Linked DNA regions of Homo sapiens: region 1 is linked to region 2. A link is a loop called in an ENCODE intact Hi-C map of the cell type or tissue named here. Cell type or tissue: heart right ventricle. All regions are shown on one strand. Links, peaks and the distances in the headings refer to the core of each region. The heading gives the core; the rest is flanking DNA. Region 1 holds the start of LOC124902176 (a long non-coding RNA gene). Region 2 holds the start of ENTREP1 (endosomal transmembrane epsin interactor 1).

The links. A loop is a pair of places that touch in the nucleus more often than their neighbours do. Peaks named below come from ENCODE experiments on the same cell type or tissue, not always from the same donor. Only the 100,000 strongest peaks of a DNase experiment are listed, where the experiment ranks them.
Region 1: a loop joins it to region 2, with 2.8 times the contacts of the local background. A loop is called at or near these places in 11 of 110 quality-filtered maps.

The regions. Positions count from the first base shown.
Region 1 is chr9:69,267,232-69,276,845 of GRCh38, forward strand. It overlaps LOC124902176 (a long non-coding RNA gene), which reads left to right and starts at 7,169. Exons shown (of 2, transcript XR_007061567.1): 1 at 7,169-7,259. In heart right ventricle, for the core only: no CTCF peak of the experiment used is centred there; no DNase peak of the experiment used is centred there; H3K27ac peaks cover 2,109 bases.
Region 2 is chr9:69,320,290-69,329,903 of GRCh38, forward strand. It overlaps ENTREP1 (endosomal transmembrane epsin interactor 1), which reads left to right and starts at 4,926. Exons shown (of 11, transcript NM_001347995.2): 1 at 4,926-5,434. The coding sequence starts at 5,021. In heart right ventricle, for the core only: a CTCF peak has its summit at 4,807 (motif pointing right); DNase peaks (open chromatin) are centred at 4,752, 5,369 and 6,183; H3K4me3 peaks cover 5,325 bases; H3K27ac peaks cover 5,801 bases.

The DNA.
Region 1 (9,614 bases), core at 968-8,967, 53 kb before region 2:
TTTTTGAGACAGAGTCTCACTCTGTCATCTAGGCTGGAGTTCAGTGGCACGATCTCGGCTCACCGCAACCTCCGCCTCCCAAGTTCAAGCAATTCTCCTGACTCAGCCTCCTGAGTAGCTGGGACTAAAGGCATGCGCCACCACGCCTGGCTGATTTTTGTATTTTTAATAGAGACGGGGTTTCATCACGTTGGCCAGGCTGGTCTCAAACTCCTGACCTCAAGTGACCCACCTGCCTCAGCCTCCTAAAATGCTGGGATTATAGGCGTGAGCCACTGTCCCTGGCCTATTATTATCCATTTTAAAGTGTGCAGTTCAGTGAAATTTCGTGGGTTGACAATATTGGGCAAACATCACCTCTATTTAGTTTGAAGATATTTTAATCATCCAAGAGGAAACCCTGTACCCGTTAAGCAGTCACTTCCTATGCACCCCTCCCCTAGCCTTGGCAACTACTGATCTACTTCCCGTCTCTATAGATTTGCCTATTCTGTATATTTTATATAAAAGGATGCATACAATATGTAACCTTTTAAGACAGGCTTCTATGGTTCATCATAATATTTTTGAGGTTCAAAAGCCATTATTTCGATTATTGCTATCCTCTGAACTCCTCTGGCTAATATCCCAGCATTATTAGCTTACTTTTGGGGAGTGAAGGTACTTTTAAAAAAACAAGTTAATGGTTAAAATGCTCTTTCTGGACAAATGGAGCCTCTTTCTGTGCATGTTTAAGTGTCAGACACCTTAGGGTAAGTGGGAAAGAAAGCTATCCCTGGGTCACTGAAGCCCCACAGTGGCACAAGTGACAGGGCGGGATGTGCCTGCCTTGCTAGTGGGAAGACCCAAAGGAACAGATTAGGGCTGAATTGTCCCTTACCCACAGCTACAGTTTATGAGGCTGGAGAGCAAATACCAACATTTAGGGAGCAGAATGCTGAAGACCAGCATGAAGAACTGTGTCCACATTTCTCCATGTCACTGGGCCTTAGGCAGGTGTTGAGCATTGAGGTAACAGGCAAAGGGGTCGACAAACAATGCCTCACACTAGGAGCAGGAGAGAGAAACTCCAGGGATGGCAGCCCAAAGCCCTTGCCCAGGGAGAAGCTCCTTTTAAAAGAAAGTCATCAACCTGACAAACCAGTCATAGGTCCTTTCCTGTAATATGCACTTATTGAGTGCCTGGCTACCAGGGTCATGAAAATTAACAAAATGAGGTCCTAGGAATGTCAGTGTCATGAGGAACAAATAAGTGAATCCGCATAAAGGGCTTAGACCAGGGTCTGGCATATAGTACTCAATGAGCATTAGCTGTTATTATTACTGTTATCATGGTGGCTTGATTGATGGATTATTTTCTGATTATTAATTGTAGTAGTAGCAGTAGCAGTAAGATAGGGAAATAGATGGGTAGATAGATACATGCACAGATAGACAGATAAATAAATATCAATTCAGTCCTTTGGGGATGGGGGATTCTGTCAGTTGCTGTGTAGATCTTGTGTTAGGCCATTCTTGCATTGCTACAAAGAAATATCTGAGACTGGGTAATTTATAAAGAAAAGAGGTTTAATTAGCTCCCAGTTCTGCAGGCTGTACAAGCATGGCACCAGCATCTGCTTAGCTTCTGGTGAGGCCTCAGGGAGCTTTTACTCATGGCAAAAGATGAATTGAGAGCAAGAGCATCGCATGGCTAGAGCAGGAGGAAGGAATAGAGAGTAGGGAAAAGTGACACACACCTTTAAAGAGCCAGATCATTGGGCGCGGTGGCTCATGCATGTAATCCCAGCACTTTGGAGGTCGAGGTGGGTGGATCACCTGAGGTCAGAAATTTGAAACCAACCTGGCCAACATGGTGAAACCCCGTCTCTACTAAAAATACAAAAATTAGCCGGACGCTAAAATTAGGTGGTATAAACCTGTAGTCCCAGCTACTTAGGAGGCCGAGGCATGAGAATCACTTGAACCTGGGAGGCCGGGGTTGCAGTGAGCTGAGATTGCGCCACTGCACTCCAGTTTGGGCGACAGAGCAAGACTCCATCTCAAAAATAAATAAATAGCCAGATTTTGCAAGAAGTCACTATCGCGAGGAAGGTACCAAGTCATTCACGAGAGATCCGTCTCTATGACCCAAACACCTCCCACCAGGCCCCACCACCAACACTGGGGATAACATCTCGACATGAGATTTGGAGGGGACACATATCTAAACTATATCAGATCTATTCCAATTACACGTTTCCAAAATGGGAAAATAACCACAGATGACTTCAGGGACCCACCACCACTACTGTGATGCAAACCTGAGCTCCATAGATCATGGACCTTCATAGGTCCTCTCTAACTGGTGGGCAACAGTGGCATTTGGTTCTCCAGAAAGTAGTGTCCATTCAAAGCCAGTGACTAGTAATCCCTCCCAAAGTCTGGTTACTCCCCCTTTTCCAATCCAAAGTCACTTAGTAGGTGACCTCAGGTGCCTTGGGGGAAGGCTGGGAGGTGTAAATTTCTGGTAGTTTAGCAAGTTTTTTCCTCAAGGGGCCCTGGGTCTAAGAACTGGTGCAAGTGTGGAAATTGACTAAGGGACCATATGTCTCCATTTTGATGATTCTAATCCGACTTCTCTTGACCAAACTTAGAGCTTTTTAGCTTACACAAACAAGTAAGACTTTAGAAAGCAAGCCATGTATATCAATTCTAGAGACAGCCTAATCAACTAACCCATTACTAAATCACCGCCAGTCTGGTTAAAGATTACTGTTCCACTCTACGGCCTATCCTTATAACCATACCCATCCCTGTAACCGTGCTCACCATGTCTTTGGCAATCAGGTATAGCCACGTGGCCTCTACCATCCAGAGTTCCCATCACTTCCCTATCAGAGAAACCCACCAACAGGGAAAGGATCAGAAATTGCAGCTGGACTTTTTAACTCCAAATGAATGTTTGAAGGCTCAGGTCTAAATTTCTGGATATTGATACAATATAAATGTGTGGTTAATACCTTGATCTATTCTTTAAAAAAAAAAAACTTCCTTCAAATCGATAAGGAAAGCTGAAAGCCCAATAGTAATATGGGTAAGGAATAAAATTTTTGAAAAAGCAATACAAATAGCAAATGAATATATGAAAAAATATTCAGCTCCACTAATAACAATATGAAAATAAGAAAACAATGAAATAATATTTTTCATCTGTGGGGAAGGATACAGAGAAAGAACCCTAGAGTTCATGTTTTGTAGTTGGAAGTATAAATTGGCACAAATTTTCTGCAGGACAACATAGCAATATACATCAAAACCCCTAAAATAGATTCACCTTTGATCCACACTTCCTTTTTGTGATATAATAGATTAAATATAAAAGTATATTAAGATGGCCGGGGACGGAAGCTCACTCCTGTAATTCCAGCAGTTTGGGAGGCTGAGGCAGGCAGATCACCTGAGGTTAGGAGTTCGAGACCAGCCTGGCCAACATGGCAAAACCCCATCTCTACTAAAAATACAAAAATTAGCTGGGCATGGTGGTGCATACCTCTAATCCCAGCTACTGGGGAGGCTGAGGCACGAGAATCACTTGAACCCGCAAGACGGAGGTTGCAGTGAGCCGAGATCATGCCACTGTGCTCCAGCCTGGGTGACAGAGTGAGACTCTGTCTCAAAAAATAAAAGTAAAAATAAAAATAAATGTATACATGTATAAAGTTGCCACAGAGATGTTTTTATGAGAAAAAACTTGGAAACAACCTAAGTGTTCAACAATAGGGATTTGTTTTAAATAAATTATGGTAAATCCATGGAATATTCAGATATTCATTCATTCATTCAACAAGCATTTAATGAGCACCTACCTTGTACCAAATACTGTTGTAAAATTATCTGTTTTTATGGAGAGGTTGGAGACACAGAATAGATAAATGTTTAAAGTTTAGGTCATATGAGTGCTGTGATGAGAATTAAAAGGGTGATGTGATAAAGAGTGACTGGGGGTAGGGTTACTTTAGGTAGGTAGGGAAAAGTCTGAAGAAGTATCACTTAAGAAGAGATGAAGATGGCAAGAGGGATATTAGAAATCATTATGTATATAAGCTTGTTTTTTTTTTTGAGACGGAGTCTCACTCTGTTGCCCAGGCTGGAGTGTGGAGTGCAGTGGTGCTATCTCGGCTCACTACAACCTCTGTCTCATGGGTTCAAGAGATTCTCCTGCCTCAGTCTCCTGAGTAGCTGGGACTACAGGTGTGCACCATCACACCTGACTAATTTTTGTATTTTTAGTAAAGGTAGAGTTTCACCATGTTGGCCAGGCTGGTCTTGAACTCCTGACCTATGGTGATCAGCCCACCTCGGCCTCCCAAAGTGCTGGGATTACAGGTGTGAGCCATCATGCCTGGCCAATCCTGTATTTCTTGACATGAAAATATATTAGAAAACCTATTTTTCAGCACTTTGGAGGCCAACGCAGGCAGATCACTTTAGGTCAGGAGTTGGAGACCAGCCTGGCCAACATGGCAAAACCCCATCTCTACTAAAAATACCAAAATTAGCTAGGAGTGGTATTGGGCGCTTTAATCTCAGCTACTCAGGAGGATGGGGCATGAGAATCGCTTGAACCTGGGAGGCAGAGGCTGCAGTGAGCTGAGATTGCACCATTGCACTCCAGCCTGGGTGACAGAGCAACAGTCTGTTTCAAAAAAAAATAGAAAACCTATTTTTTTTCGTGAAACCGTATATATGAGGGTAAGGTGGGGTGGGAGGTGGGGAATATGCTGGAAAGATGTCCAAAGGAACTGACTATGGTTAGACTACTTTCCCAGCTGCTAGTACCTGAAAACCCGTCTCAAAGCTCATTTAATAATACAGGAAGTTATTGATCATGAAACTGAAAAGTTGAGGCTTCCAGGGGCTCAATAATGTCTCAGAGGGGCTGGTTTCTTTCTGTCTCTTCTGCATGCTTGGGGGTTGCTTCACCTCTCATGATCCCAAGGTGGTGGTCAACAGTTCCTAGGGCTACATATTTCCTCATTCAGGGGGAGTAGAGAATATCTTTGCTTCAACATCCTAGAAACAGACATGAATGTCACTTTAATTGGACTGGCTTGGGTGGCATGACTGATCCCGAACCAAATTCCTTGGCCAGGGCAGTGGGCTATGATGATTGACTTAAACCATTGAGGACCCAACCACAGAGCTGAGAGTGAGTCAATCTCTGCACCACCAGCCTGAGCACTGGCAGGGAGAGGACATTTCCCAAAGGAAGGGTGGGGAAACCTTTCCTAGATGAAAGGGGGAAGGAGCTGCATAGCAAATACTAGTAGTTGAGTACAAAAAAAATCACCAAAAACAAATAATGGTTGTATCTGAGCTTTGAATCATAGGATAACTAGAGATTTTCATTTCCTTTTCTATACTTTACAATATGTCTGAATTCTCTCTCTCTCTCTTTTTTTTTTTTTTTTTTTTTTTTTGAGATGGAGTTTCACTATTGTTCCCCAGGCTGGAGTGCAATGGCATGATCTTGGCTCACTGCAACCTCTGCCTCCCAGGTTCAAGCGATTCTCCTGCCTCAGCCTCCTGAGTAGCTGGGATTACAGGTACCTGCCACCATGCCCAGCTAATTTTTTGTATTTTTAGTAGAGATGAGGTTTCACCATGTTGGCCAGGCTGGTCTCTAACTCCTGACCTCAGGTGACCCACCCCTCTCGGCCTCCCAAAGTGCTGGGATTACAAGCGTGAGCCACTGCACCTGGCCGTCTGAATTCTTAACAATGAAAGTATATTAATTTTATAACTACAAGACAACATAGCTTCTTCCACTTTTTAAATCTAGCAAAATGAATGACATCCAATAAGTGGATGAAGATATGTTTTTTGGCTTTGAACTTGCCTCTTCTTCCCTAAAGTATTGTCCTTGGAGCAAAACCGGCTATTCTGGCCTTTTCCCTAAGTTAAAAAAAAAAAAAGAAAAGGACCTGGTCACTGCTGGGCTTAAGGATCTTCACTGTTCACAGAATCTCCCTCCTATCCGCTCTGTCTCACTTAACAATTTAGCAGTGCCTGCACTTGTTCTTCCCCACTTCACGGTGCTATTCTGGGCCATGGTAATTATTCAGCCAGTGGAGAGTTCTCTTCTGTGACAACTGAGATACCTCAGGCTAAGAATAGGACTCTGACTGATGAAGGAAGGTGACAGCCGTGGGCTGGGAGGAACTTTGCTCTTAGCCAGGGCTTCATTAAAAGGCCTAAAACTCAGTTTAATTCTTTGCTCTTCGGTTTGCCATCAGCCTGTGGTTTTGCTGTTCCATGTATCTCTGTGAAATCTTGTCAGCTGTGTAATCACACAAATAATATGGGCTGGAGATGCTTATGGAGAGTTCCAGGGAATGTTTCTTCTCAGTAGGCTTCCAGCTTGGGACCCTGGGTCTAAGTTTGCCAGACAATTCTCTATTTCACCTTTGCAAGTCTTTCCTCAGATGCATTTTGGTTTGAGGCCCAAAGGATATTTTTGCATTTTCTAAAAGCTTCTAAGAAAAATCAGTGAAGTTCTCTGCCCCCTTTGCGCAGTAGGCGCTATTGTAAAGCAGCAAATTATCTTGAAGTTAGAGGATGGGGCTCCCTCACTGCCTCACTCTGCAGCTTTGGACAGTGTAAGCTTTTCGAACCTCAGCTTTCTCATCTGTGAAATGGGGGTTATTTAAACCCCACTCTTGGTGTTGTTGTGATGATTAAATGAATGTTTGGAGCATATCTAACACAATAAGCGCCCAAAGAATGTCAGCCAATAATCTCCTACAGAGGAGAATATCCACGTGTTTCTCAAGAAGTCCCTTGGGCTCAAGCTCCAAGGCCCAGAATAGCAACCTCAAAAATGCACCCTTAGACAGTACTGGTTTCCCCTTCTTCAGGATCTCATGCTCCTTCCTCCCTCTGACTTCCTCGGATCACCTCTCACATAGGCTAACCTGTATGAAGATCCTTGTCTTGGCCTCTGCTTCAATGAACCCAAGGCGAGATGGCCATAAATGAACAAAAACAGCAGAGTATTCTGAAGTTGTTTGTAGCTACACTTCGCAGGAGTTAGCATCATTTGGTCACATGAAAGATGATGATAACAACAATGTTGACAAGAATTAGGATGATTTGGTATTCCGCTCATTAGATTCTACAAATCTTGCTTTTAGCAAACCAAGGAAGAAGGACTGGATGTGCATGAGTTGCAGGAGGCCTTAAGGGAAGCCAAAAGCTGGAGGTGATAAAGCACAGAGGTATGGACTGATTCAAACTCCCCATACCCCAAATACCTTCTGTTCTTTCTTTAAAAAAAAAAAGTGTGTGCGTTTGTGTGTTTGTGTATGTTAGGGGGATTATAAAATACCAATGCCCAAAACAGAGTCCTAGTAAACATAACATCAGGATAAGAGATGGTCTGTGTCTCAGTCTGTTTTCTGCTGCTATAACAATACCACTGACTGGGTAATTTATGTAAAAAAGAATTTTATTTGGCTCATGGTTCTGGAGGCTGGGAAGTCCAAGAGCATGATGCCAACTTCATGCAAGGGTCATCCCATGGCAAAAGGCATCATGTGCTGAGGAAGCACAAGTGAGAGACAGAGAGAGGAAGTTGGGGAGAATTCAGCCTTTTTATCAGGAGTCCATTCCCAAGCCAACTAACCCAGAACCTAGATAACAGCATTAGTCCATTCAAATAGCCTTCACAACCTAATCACTTTTTATTTACTTTACTTATTTATTTATTTTGAGACAGAGTCTCACTCTATTGCCCAGGCTGGAGTGGGATGGCACAATCTTGGCTCACTGCAACCTCCGCCTCCTGGGTTCAAGTGATTCTCCTGCCTCAGCCTCCCAAGTAGCTGGGATTACAGGCATGTGCCACCATAGCCAGCTAATTTTGTATTTTTAGTAGTGACGGGGTTTCACCATGTTGGCCAGCCTGGTCTCAAACTCCTGACCTCAGATGATTCACCCGTTTCAGCCTCCCAAAGTGCTGGGATTACAGGCAGGAGCCACCATGCCTGGCCCCTAATTACTTCTTAAAGATGCCACCTCCTAATTCTGCACAATGGCAATTTCAACATGAGTTTTAGAGGGAACATTCAAACCATAGCAGTCAGTGTTGGGCAAATTACATTTTATTCACTGCAGAGTCAGTTCCCAATTACTCTTATGATTCTGCAAGTCTCTGTCCATTTTCCATGTCTTTGCTTCCCACATGGCTGAGCTGGCTGTGGCAGCAGAAGTATACCCTTGGTTATCCAGACAGTATCCCTGCATTGCTACAGTGCCACAGTGAGTATGACAAGGAGTCTACAGATGTTGAGATAATGAAGGCACCTGGGAAGGCTCAATAACATTGTATGCTTGTTTTGCTGTTCTAGTTACTATGGCTGTCTAACAAATTACCTCAAAGTTGCATGATAGAAATGAACATTTATTATGCTCATGCATTCCCTGGGTCAAGAATCTGGACACGGTGCAGAATAGCTTGTCTCTGCTCCACCTTGATGTCTGGGGCCTCGACTAGAAGACTCAAAGGCTTGGAGCTGGAATCATCTGAAGACCACTTTGCTTATCTGCCTAGCAGTTGATGCTACTGTTGGCTGAAATCCCAGTTCTTCTCCCCATGAGCTTTCTTTTTTTTTTTTCTTTTCTTTTTTTTTTTTTTTTTGAGATGGAGTCTCATTCTGTCACCCAGGCTGGAGTGCAGTGGCGCCATTTCGGCTCACTGCAGCCTCCGTCTCTGGAGTTCAAGTGATTCTCGTGCCTCAGCCTCCAAGTAGCTGGGATTACAGGTGTGCACCACCATGCCCGGCTAATTTTCATATTTTTGGTAGAGACAAGGTTTCACCATGTGGCCCAGGCTGGTCTCGAACTCGACTCAAGTGATCCTCCCACCTTGGCCTTCCAAAGTGCTGGGATTACAAGTGTAAGCCACCACACCCAGCCCCATGAACTTTCTCATGTGGTTTTTCTGTAAGGGCTTCCTCACAGCGCGGTGGCTGGGTTCTGAAGGTCAGCCTTCCACAATAGGGAAGCAGCAGGAAACTGTGTCTCCTTCTATGACCCAGCCTCACAAATCATGCATCGTTATTTCCACTACCTTACATTCACTGAAGCAGTCACAAAGTCCCACCCAGGTTGAAGAGGAGAGGAAACATAATCTGTGTCTTGATGGAGAGAGGTAAGGTTCTGGAAGGATGTGGGACTGGAAATATGGCTGTAACCAATTTTGGAAAATACTATCTTCCACATTTCCACATTCCTAAGGGAATGCCCCACGGTGCTTCCAAGACTCTGGATAATGATTATTTGAAATAGAGCAAGGGCGACGGTGTTGGAAAGGAACAATGGCTGGCTCTACTGTGACAAACAAGGGTAGATGTTTGGTCTAGCTTCCTTCCACCATCCCTGAGAGAAACTCCAAGAAAAAGGAAGGTCAAAGAAGGATCCTAAGTAAAAAGTGGACACCCAGTAGGTTAAAACACTCCCTCACAACAGAGTTGTTAAGCTTAAATAGTGAATCTTCTGACAAACTTGAAGAACAGAGCTCCATAAAGGCAGGGACCAAGTCTGCCTCTTTCTAAGATGTGTTCAAAGAGCCT
Region 2 (9,614 bases), core at 1,048-9,047:
AAAACCTAGTGCCTGATTTGCCCAGCTCTGCTCAGGGTTTCTTTCTTTCTTTCTTTTATTCTTCCTCTCTCTCTTAATTAAAAAAAGCCTCACACAGCCCTTTCTCTGCAAAGTGAAATGTTATAATTGCTCTTACCACTCATCGATTTCCTCAGGGAAAAACCTAGGACCATGGAACCTGAGGCCTTAAAGTTTAAAATAGTGAGTTTCGGGTTTTGTCGGGGAATTTTGAGTCTATAAATTTATTCCACCCCCAAATTTACCTGCTTTTCTTAGTCCTTGTTCTCTTGCTGGTCATCTGAGAAATCATGGCGCTGAGAATAGCTGAATTTCAAAATCGCAGGCCTGGGGGTATCCAAATGATTGCATAGCCCAACCTCAGGCAGATGATACTCACAAACCCGTATCTTACAGATGAAGCAGTTGAGGCCAGGAAGCTCCTGACTGGGTCAAGGGCACAGAGTGGAGTGGGGGCTAGAACCCAGCAACTCGTTTCTCCTACGGTACCTTTCCCATTAGAATCCAGTAGTCTAACTCCTTCTGTGCATAAAGATCACCTGTGCAGTGAAGCTCCGCTGGGGGCCAGCAAAGCCCTCCCACCAACATATTTGCATGTATGTTTGCTTTCAAGTCAAATCCCCTACCTTCCTCTTCCATATAAGCATTCCCATATAAAAATTCTGGAGTCTAAATAGTACCCTCTACTAATGTTTCTTTGCATTTGTTACAATGCAGGTTCCAGGCCTTCAGTCCAGAGTATCTGATCCCGCAGGTGTGGGGAGAAGTGAATTAACTTGACATTCCCCTTCCCCGCCCTGGCGTGATCCTGTGGTCTTTGGAGCACACTTTGAGAAGCTGCTCCAGCCAGCATATTAACTGAGACTTCTAGAATCCACTATGCCTTAATTCAGAGAAGCACTTCCTTTTTTGTAAAATATAAGACCTGGAGGATCTTGCCAGGGAACAGGTTTTAAAGAGTTTCTTCAGCAGCTCTCACTCCGATGTGGAACAGCCTCCTTTAATTAGCTGACAGATGGGGGTCTTCTGAGAAGTGTGGAAGGAACTGAGGAGTTTATTTAAAGGGTCCTTGGGAGGCTGAGGTGGGCAGATCACGAGGTCAGGAGTTCGAGACCAGCCTGCCCAACATGGTGAAACCCTGTTGCTACTACAAATACAAATACAAAAATTAGCCGAGTGTGGTGGTGTGCACCTGTAATCCCAGCTATAAAGGAGGCTGAGGCAGAAGAATTGCTTGAGCCTGGGAGGCTGGGAGCCAGGCTCCTGGGAGCCTGGAGGTTGCGGTGAGCTGAGATCAAGTCACTGCACTCCAGCCTGGGCAAAAGAGAGAGACTCTGTCTCAAAAAAGAAAAAAAAAAGGTGTCCAAGAAACCTGGGCAAAGAGCCTGAACTCCTCAGTGGAGGAGGCTCCTAGTGCAAGGAGTGGAAAATGAGGGACAGGGAGGGGAAGCATTGGTAGAAGGTGTACGGAACCTTCTTGGAGTTGAGCTTTGATCTTGAGGAAAACTGGCAGCTGGGTTCCACCAAACAACACACTCCAGCTATTGTTTCCTTGAACTTTGGCCTACATTAATGAAGAATCTGGGGCAAATTTTTCACAGGTTCTTCCACACTTTATTTTTAAATTTTTTGATAACTTTATTGAGATATAATTCACATACCGTACATACAATTCACCCATTAAAGTGTACAATTCACTGGTTTTTAGTACATTCACAGAGTTGTACAATCATCAGTACAATCAATTTTAGAACATTTTCACCACCTTAAAAAGAACCCACATATCCTTTAGCCATCATCCCCTCGCAATCTCCCCATTTCCCCAGCCCTAAGCAGCCGGTAAGCTACTTTCTGTCTCTACAAATTTCTCTATTCTAGACAATTTAGATAAATGGAATCATATCATATGTGGTCATTTGTGACTGGCTTTTTTCACTTAGCATAATGTCTACAAAATTTTTAATTATTGTGGATACATAATAGTTGTACATATTATGGGGTACATATGATATTTTGAAACTTAGTATAATGTTTTTAAGGTTTCTACATGTAGCATAGATGAGCACCTCATTCCTTTTTACTGACAAATATACTCCACTGGCTGCATATTCCATGTTTTGTTAATCCGTTCATCCAGTTGATTGACACTTGGATTGCTTCCACCTTTTGGCTGTTGTGAATAATGCTGCTACTTGTGCACTGGTTTTTGTGTGAATATGTTCATTTCTTTTGGGTATATACCTAGGAGTGGAATAAGTGGGTCAAATGACAACAAACACTATACTTGACTTCCTGAGAAATTGCCAGACTGTTTTCAGAAGTCTTCAGTTTTTTTTTTTTTTTTTATTAAGACAAACGGAAATCAATGGCTCTGAATTATCCTATAAGAGCTTAGTTACATACAGGTTGTTCAGGTCTAACTAAAGACTTAATGTAAGCAGGGTTTGGGAGATGCAAAGAATCAAGCTTGGTTTACAAAAATACCAAGCCCAAATACTTGATATTTTTATTGGCATAATTTTAAAGGTTGGGGTAGTGTTACATGGATTTGTGTTTATAACCAGAAAAAGAAACTCAGTTATAAATGTGGCCAACAACAACAACAAATGACTGTACAACAACCCTTAATTAGTAGCTTTGGAAAAGTTTTAGTCACCTTATAAAATGAGTAAAGCCTTTAAGATGATAAAATCATCCACGGATTTCAGTTATTTTTGCTATCATCTGTTTCTGCATGGGGAAAAAGGCTTTAAAAATTTTAAGAATAAAGTATTTGGAAATACTTTACAGTATTTAAGTATATAATATACACAGAGATGCACACAAATCATAACTGTAACTCCATGAATTTTCACAAAATGAACCTTACTCATGTAATTAGTACCCACATCAAGAAAGAAATAGTCACCAGCACCCCTTGAAACCCTCTTTCCAGTCATAATCATGTCCCTCCTCAAGGACCAGTGGATATCCTGACTTCTAACAGCAACATTCTTAGACACAAATAATACATTTTTTGTAGTAAGTTTCAGGTGTCAAGAACTGGCCAATGAAATAGATTTGTTTAGCTGAGAGAATTTCTTAAGACTCAGTCAGACTTACTATATTGCATGGTGTAATACATTGTTAAAAATTAAATACTGTTAAGCTTGTATATAAAATAGAGTATAACCTCAGCCCCAAGAAGCTTTTCATTTAACATCAGCAGCAATTTAAGAGCATATACTGTATGGCATTTTTAAAAACTGCATGAAGCCGGGCGCGGTGGCTCACGCCTGTAATCCCAGCACTTTGGGAGGCCGAGGCGGGCGGATCACGAGGTCAAGAGATCCAGACCATCCTGGCCAACATGGTGAAACCCCGTCTCTATTAAAAAATATAAAAATTAGCTGGGTGTGGTGGCGGGCACCTGTAGTCCCAGCTACTCTGGAGGCTGAGGCAGGAGAATCGCTTGAACCCGGGAGGCGGAGGTTGCAGTGAGCCGAGATCACGCCATTGCACTCCAGCCTGGGCAACAGAGCGAGACACCATCTCAAACAAAACAAAACAAAACAAAAAACCCCTGCATGAATCAACAGACTTTAAACACTTATTTTGAAAGACATTTCCCTTTTCCTCCAGAATTTGAATTTATTCATGGGAGCAGTCTGTAAAGGAAGTCCTAGGCACCATTAAAGACAAGTGCTTTAATAATTTAAGAAGTGTGCATGTAAACTTGGGCACATTGACAGTATATTACATTGGGTTAAAGTGTAACGACCAATATAAATCCAGCTTCCACAAGCAGAGCATAAAAACTGACACATACTTTTCTTGGTTTATTGGGTAGGAGGATGTTAAATACCTTATGGTAAGATAAGCTTTCTAATACTGGAACTGACTAACTGCAAAGAACACTGCTCTGGTTCTTATCAGGAAAAAAAGTCCATTATAATCATTTTAGGCACGAAACTTTCTACGCATTAGAATTCTTCCGAGGTGAAAAGTATATTATTAAGGGAATTCATTTTGCAAAGAGGAATCTTTTTTTTTTTTTTTTTTTTTTTTTTGCTCTAAAGATTTTTCATAAATTACCAGAGTAGTTTAGGATTTTATTAGGATATTTCCTCGGAAGTTTGGGGGTTCCGTGTTCTATCAGGTGATGCCTAATAGATGCCTGATATAGCTCATAAGTCAATGAGAGGACAGAGCGTTACACTTGCCATGCACTCCGGGCTGCCCCGGGTACTTTCTTTACGGATGCTGGATGCTTCCAAGGTAACCCAGTCCTTTCATTCCCGCTCCTACCGAGATGCCGGGAAAGCACTCCCGCGCCGATGCGAGGTAGGCACGTCCTGCGCCCTGTGAGCGGTAACTGCGCTCGGCGTCGTCCTTCCCGAAGTCCTTGGCTTACACCTCTTCCCATCGAGTCGCCCCAAAGCCCCTCCTCCAGGCATCCCCCTCCTTGGGCAAAAGTTTAAGGGCGGGCCCCCTTCTCACTAAAGCGCGCCAGGGCCTCTCTCGTGGCTGGACAGAGAAGGCTCCTCGCTCTTCTCTAGCCCCAGCTCGGCGGGTGGGGACAGACGCTGAGACTCTCGGTGGCCGGCGCTGACGTGTCCTGGCCGTGAGGTGCCTCCCACCTCGAGGGACTTACTTAAATATTTGGGGCAGGGCACCCTCCCAGGACCCCAGGAAGCCGGCGCAGGTTCGGCGGGGACCCTGAGGCTGTGGCGCACTTGCCCCGGCACAGCGCGAGCACGGAGTGCGCGTGGGTGAGAGTGAGGGTGCGCCCAGGGCCAGCGGGAGGCGGACCCGCCAGGCGGCAGGTGGGTGCGGCCGGCTGGAGCCAGGGCAGCGGCAGCGGCGGCAGCAAGTGGTTGGGCCGTGCGCATTTCCTTCCCTCCCCCTCGGCCTCGGAGCCCGTCTGCAGTGCCCAGTGTGCTGCGCCTTCGGCTCGGCTCCGCTCCGCGTCCTCTGCCCGCCGCAGCCGGCCGCACCCGGCCGCACCCTTCCCCGTCCGTCCATGTCCCTGCCCGTGGTGCTCCCGGGCTCCTGCTGCCCCGTGGCTGGGCTTTCGGGTGGGCCGCAGGCCGGGGGCCCGGGCGCCGCTGCCGCCGCCGCTCAGGAGCCGCCGCTGCCCCCGCTGCGGCCGCGCTGGCCCCGGGGCGCGCTGCAGCCCCCGTCGCGGCCTCGCTGCGCGGCCACCGCTGCTGCCGGGGTGCTGGCCGCGCCGCCGGCGCTCTCCTCCCGCCGGGCAGTCGCCGCCGCTGCCGCCGCGGCCCCGGGCTCCGCGCTGCTGCCCGCCCGCCCGCTGCTGTCACTTGGGCTGCTTCAGCTGATCTTGGGCTGCTGCATGGTGGCGCTCAGCTTCGGGGCGCTGTCGCTGAGCAGCTCCCCGCAGGTGAAGAACTCGTGCCCGTTCTGGGCCGGCTCCTCGGTGAGTACCGCGCGCGCGCCCCGTTCGCCCGGTCATCCCGGTGATAGGGGGCTCTGGTCGTTCCTCTCCATTGCCCCTTTGTTGGCCTCCAGGGCTGCAGTTGGGGGAGCCTCACGCCACCTGAAGTTTTTGGAGGCTGGAGAAAAATGTTCCGCGACGGTCGAGTTCAGGGGTGAATTGGGTTGCACCTGGGTAGTGTCTGTTGCGCGCAGGCTGAAGAATTTTATTTTCCCTGTCAAGCTAATAGAATTAAAGACACCCAGCTCTTTGGGAGATTGGAAGGACAGGGTGTGGGTGGCAGGAAAGTGGGAGGAAAATGATTAAACTTCTTTTGGTTATTGAGTATTTGCTGCACTGACAACGTCTGTGCTGGGAGGGCAGGGATTTTGATCATTTTTGTTCACTGATGTATCAAGAATGCCTGGCACATAGTAGGTGTATTTGTGAGATGGGACAGTTTGACTGGGGCACATCGCTTGTTTTATTCTGCATTAAGACACACGTAAATGTGAAATGTGTAGGGTGGCTCGACCCCCAGACGAGTTCAGGAGGTAATGAGGGGGTGTGTGTGAACTGGCGCTTGTACCTGGTCATTAAAGGAAGGCCTTAACCCCACTGGGTTCCTGGAGCCATGCAGGCTGCTGTGCAGAATTCAGTTTGTGAGAACCGGGACCTGTCATTATGGATGAGCTGGCCAAAAGTCCTGGAGTGCCCAGCAGCTAGCTAGAGATGTCTGCTCTACAGGACCCACTCCTCCCTCCTCCAACCGGGAACGCTGAGCCTGGGGCCAAAGAGTGCCCAACTTCAGAGAAAAGCTGCTGCCAGCCAGTATCTATGGACACCGGGTGGCCACTCCCCCCTGCCTCCTAACAATCTCACAATTTCCAAGGCATCCAACCCCTTGACGTTTTCTGGGTGTTGAGAGACTTGGAAACACATCTTTGTGGAATGACTATGGAAGATGAGCACAGTAAATAACCTCTCTTTATATCTTTTTTTTTTAATTTTTAATTTTTATTTTTAAGGGACAGAGTTTCCCCATGTTGCCCAGGCTGGTTTCCAACTCCTGAGCTCAAGCGATCCTCCTGCCTCGGCCTCCCAAAGTGTGGGGATTAGAGGCATGAGCCACCACAGCCGACCGTAAATAACCTTTCTATGAACTCACTGTGTAAATCTGAAAGTCTAGCAATGCTGCTAGGTTTTAGTAAGATGTATAATCAGTGTATGTCCTGAATGGTAAGAACGGCTTTTGCAGTTTCACACATACTGCAATTCAAGACCAAATTGAAAAAAAAAAAAAAGGACTCGAAGAACTAATTGAACCCAAAGTAATTGTTTGAATAAGAACATTAAGAACGTTAGGTTCCTTGAGACTCGCCTGAAATTGTATACTTCATCCAGTGTCAGTTTGCTTTCCTTTTGAAATACTTTCATGTTGAATGAACTTATTGGGGTACGTGCTGGACTGTGGTGAGTGAAAGCCATGATTTGTGCCTCATGAAAAAACGCCACCCTGGTGGCTCTGCCTGTGGGCTCTGCCACTGGCCTCTATGAGTGTTCAGGAAAACTACAGAAGGATGGATATTCCAGACAAGGTAGGAATTAGACCCGTTATGCCACCTATTCTGTTTGTCTGACTAAGTCCAGCCAAATGGTGGGTGCATTTCATTTCTCTAAATACCACGGGCCAGTAATGATCTTGCATATATTTTTAGGAATTTGCTCTTTATAAAATCATAATCTATTGTCTTCTCAAACATAGCTAGTTTAGGATTCTTAAAAACTATTTTTTGTCTTCTAAAATTAAAAGCTGAAATCAGTTTACTATTGTGAATCATTTCAGAGGTAAATGCACTTAGATATCGGTCAAGCCACAGTTGAATTTGATGAAGTACCAAAAGAAAAGAAAAGAAAAAAAAAGGCCTTCCACCAGAAGGTGAAGGTTAATACTCCTGGTCTGCTGGCTGGGTATGTCCTTGTCTCCAGGTCTGGGCACACCAGAGGAGAGAAAGAAATCAGTGATTTGGAACTGACAAGTTCTCTGCTATATGTCTTTCCCCATTCTTCCCCATACTCTCCAAACACAGGTCTATATGCAACTCTATAACTGTTGGCTATTCCTACTTTTTGTGACTTGTTCCTGAGATTGACCTCAGAATTTGCAAAGTGACAACAGAAGCAGTAGATACTGTATTTATAGAACAATTAAATACAAATTTAAGAGGATGGCTTTAGGCACCATGACTCTCTTGGTGCTTTAGGGGAAAAAAGCCTTGTATCACATGTTTTGAATTTATGCATGTGACAGAGGTTGTTTTTTAAAAACCTCGTGTTATGGAAAAGTTTACATTTATGCAGTATACGATGAACCCACATATACCTTTCACCCAGCTTCAACAATGGTTTCATCTGCACCCCCTTCCTGGGCTCTGCTGCTGGCCTTGTGTCTTCTGATAAACTTCAGAAGGATGAATATTCCAAGCAGGGTGGGAATTAGATCCTTCGTGCTCCCTAGTCCATTTGTGAGATTAAATTCTCTTATTGTTTGGAAGCAAATCTCAGGTGTCACATTTCATCTGTATATATTCCAATGTGTGTATTTTTATCACAAGAAAATATAACCAGCATAGGATTGAGTGGGCAGTCCGAAGAACCATTCCCTTCAATTTTAAATCTTTTATTATAAAAATTTAAAAACTCAACAAATGTAGAAAGAAGGGTGTAATGATCCCGCATTTTACCCTTCACCCAGTAGCTATCAACACATGGCCACTTTATACCTAACGCTGCTCCCCCTTCCTAACACCCCTGGATTATTTTAAGGCAAATTCCAGGTATCACAACTTCAGCCATTAGTATTTTAGTATGTACTTATAAAAGAAATGGGCTTGATAGGACATTGTAACTAATTCAAAGACAGCTAAACTAAGGTTTCTATAAAAAAAAAAGTTGGAAGATTATGAGTTGAGAACTGCAGAATTAAAAAAGAACACAGCTTTGACATATATTCACATGCCATACAACTTACCCATTTAGCATTTAAAGTGTACTGGTCAATGGTTTTTAGTAAATTCACAGTTGTGCAACTATCACCACAATTTTAGAAAATGTTTATCAACCCTAAAGTTTTGAGTAGTTACTCCTCATTCTCCACCACCCCCACCCCTAGCCACCCACTGATTAACCCACTTTCAGTCTCTGTAGATATGTCTGTTCTGGATATTTCATATACAAGGGATCATATAATATGTGGTCTTTTATGATTGGTTTCTTTCACTTAGCATGTTTTCAAGCTTCATCCATGCTGCGGCAAGTCTCAGTACTTCATTCCTATTTTATTGTATGGATATGCCATGTTTATTTATTCACTCACAAGTTTTATTGGCATATGAAGCTAGGTAGTTGAATGGAAGTGCCAACTTATGTCTAAGGTTACTTCAAACCCACATAGGAACACAGTAGAAGAATATCCTCATATTTCAAGCTTTGACCATTAGGATCTTTAGCCTGCTATATCAACTGAACCCACACATCTTCTTTAGGCTTCACTGAAAATTTTGCTTGTGTATTTGATACAAAATTAGGTTCAAGAGACAAATATATTTATTTGAAATGACTATTTGTTGAACACAGTATAGTTCAAGGATATTTTTTCATATGTATTTCCTTAAGAGAGCCCTGAGCCTGAGATTTTGGAGGCTTCTTTCACTTGTTTGAACTTTGAAGGTATATTTTATCTATTTTAAAAAACACTTAAGAATTAACAAATTCTATAAAGCATCTTTTTTCATAGTTTTCATTCATACTTTCAGCAACTTGAAGGGAGAGTTTTTAACGTAGTCTGTGTTTTTGAGCACTCTGAGCATTTGATTTCTTCCTGGTATCACCGGTAAATCACTCAATATATTATTATTCCCAAAATTCGTGAAGCTAAGAGATGAGCCATCTTGAAAAACAACCTGGCATTTGACTGGAGGTGAGTGGCTAAGGGAGGATCTCAGTGTCTGTCTTCAGCTGTGCTGTCCTAGCTCTCGGTTTGGGGGGTGCGTTTAGTGTTAACTAGATTCCACTGGGGTGTGGGAGTTAACGAGATTCCACTGGGGTATGGGCGTTAATGTTAACTAGATTCCACTGGGGTATGGGAGTTAACTAGGTTCCACTGGGTTTAATTAGATTCCAC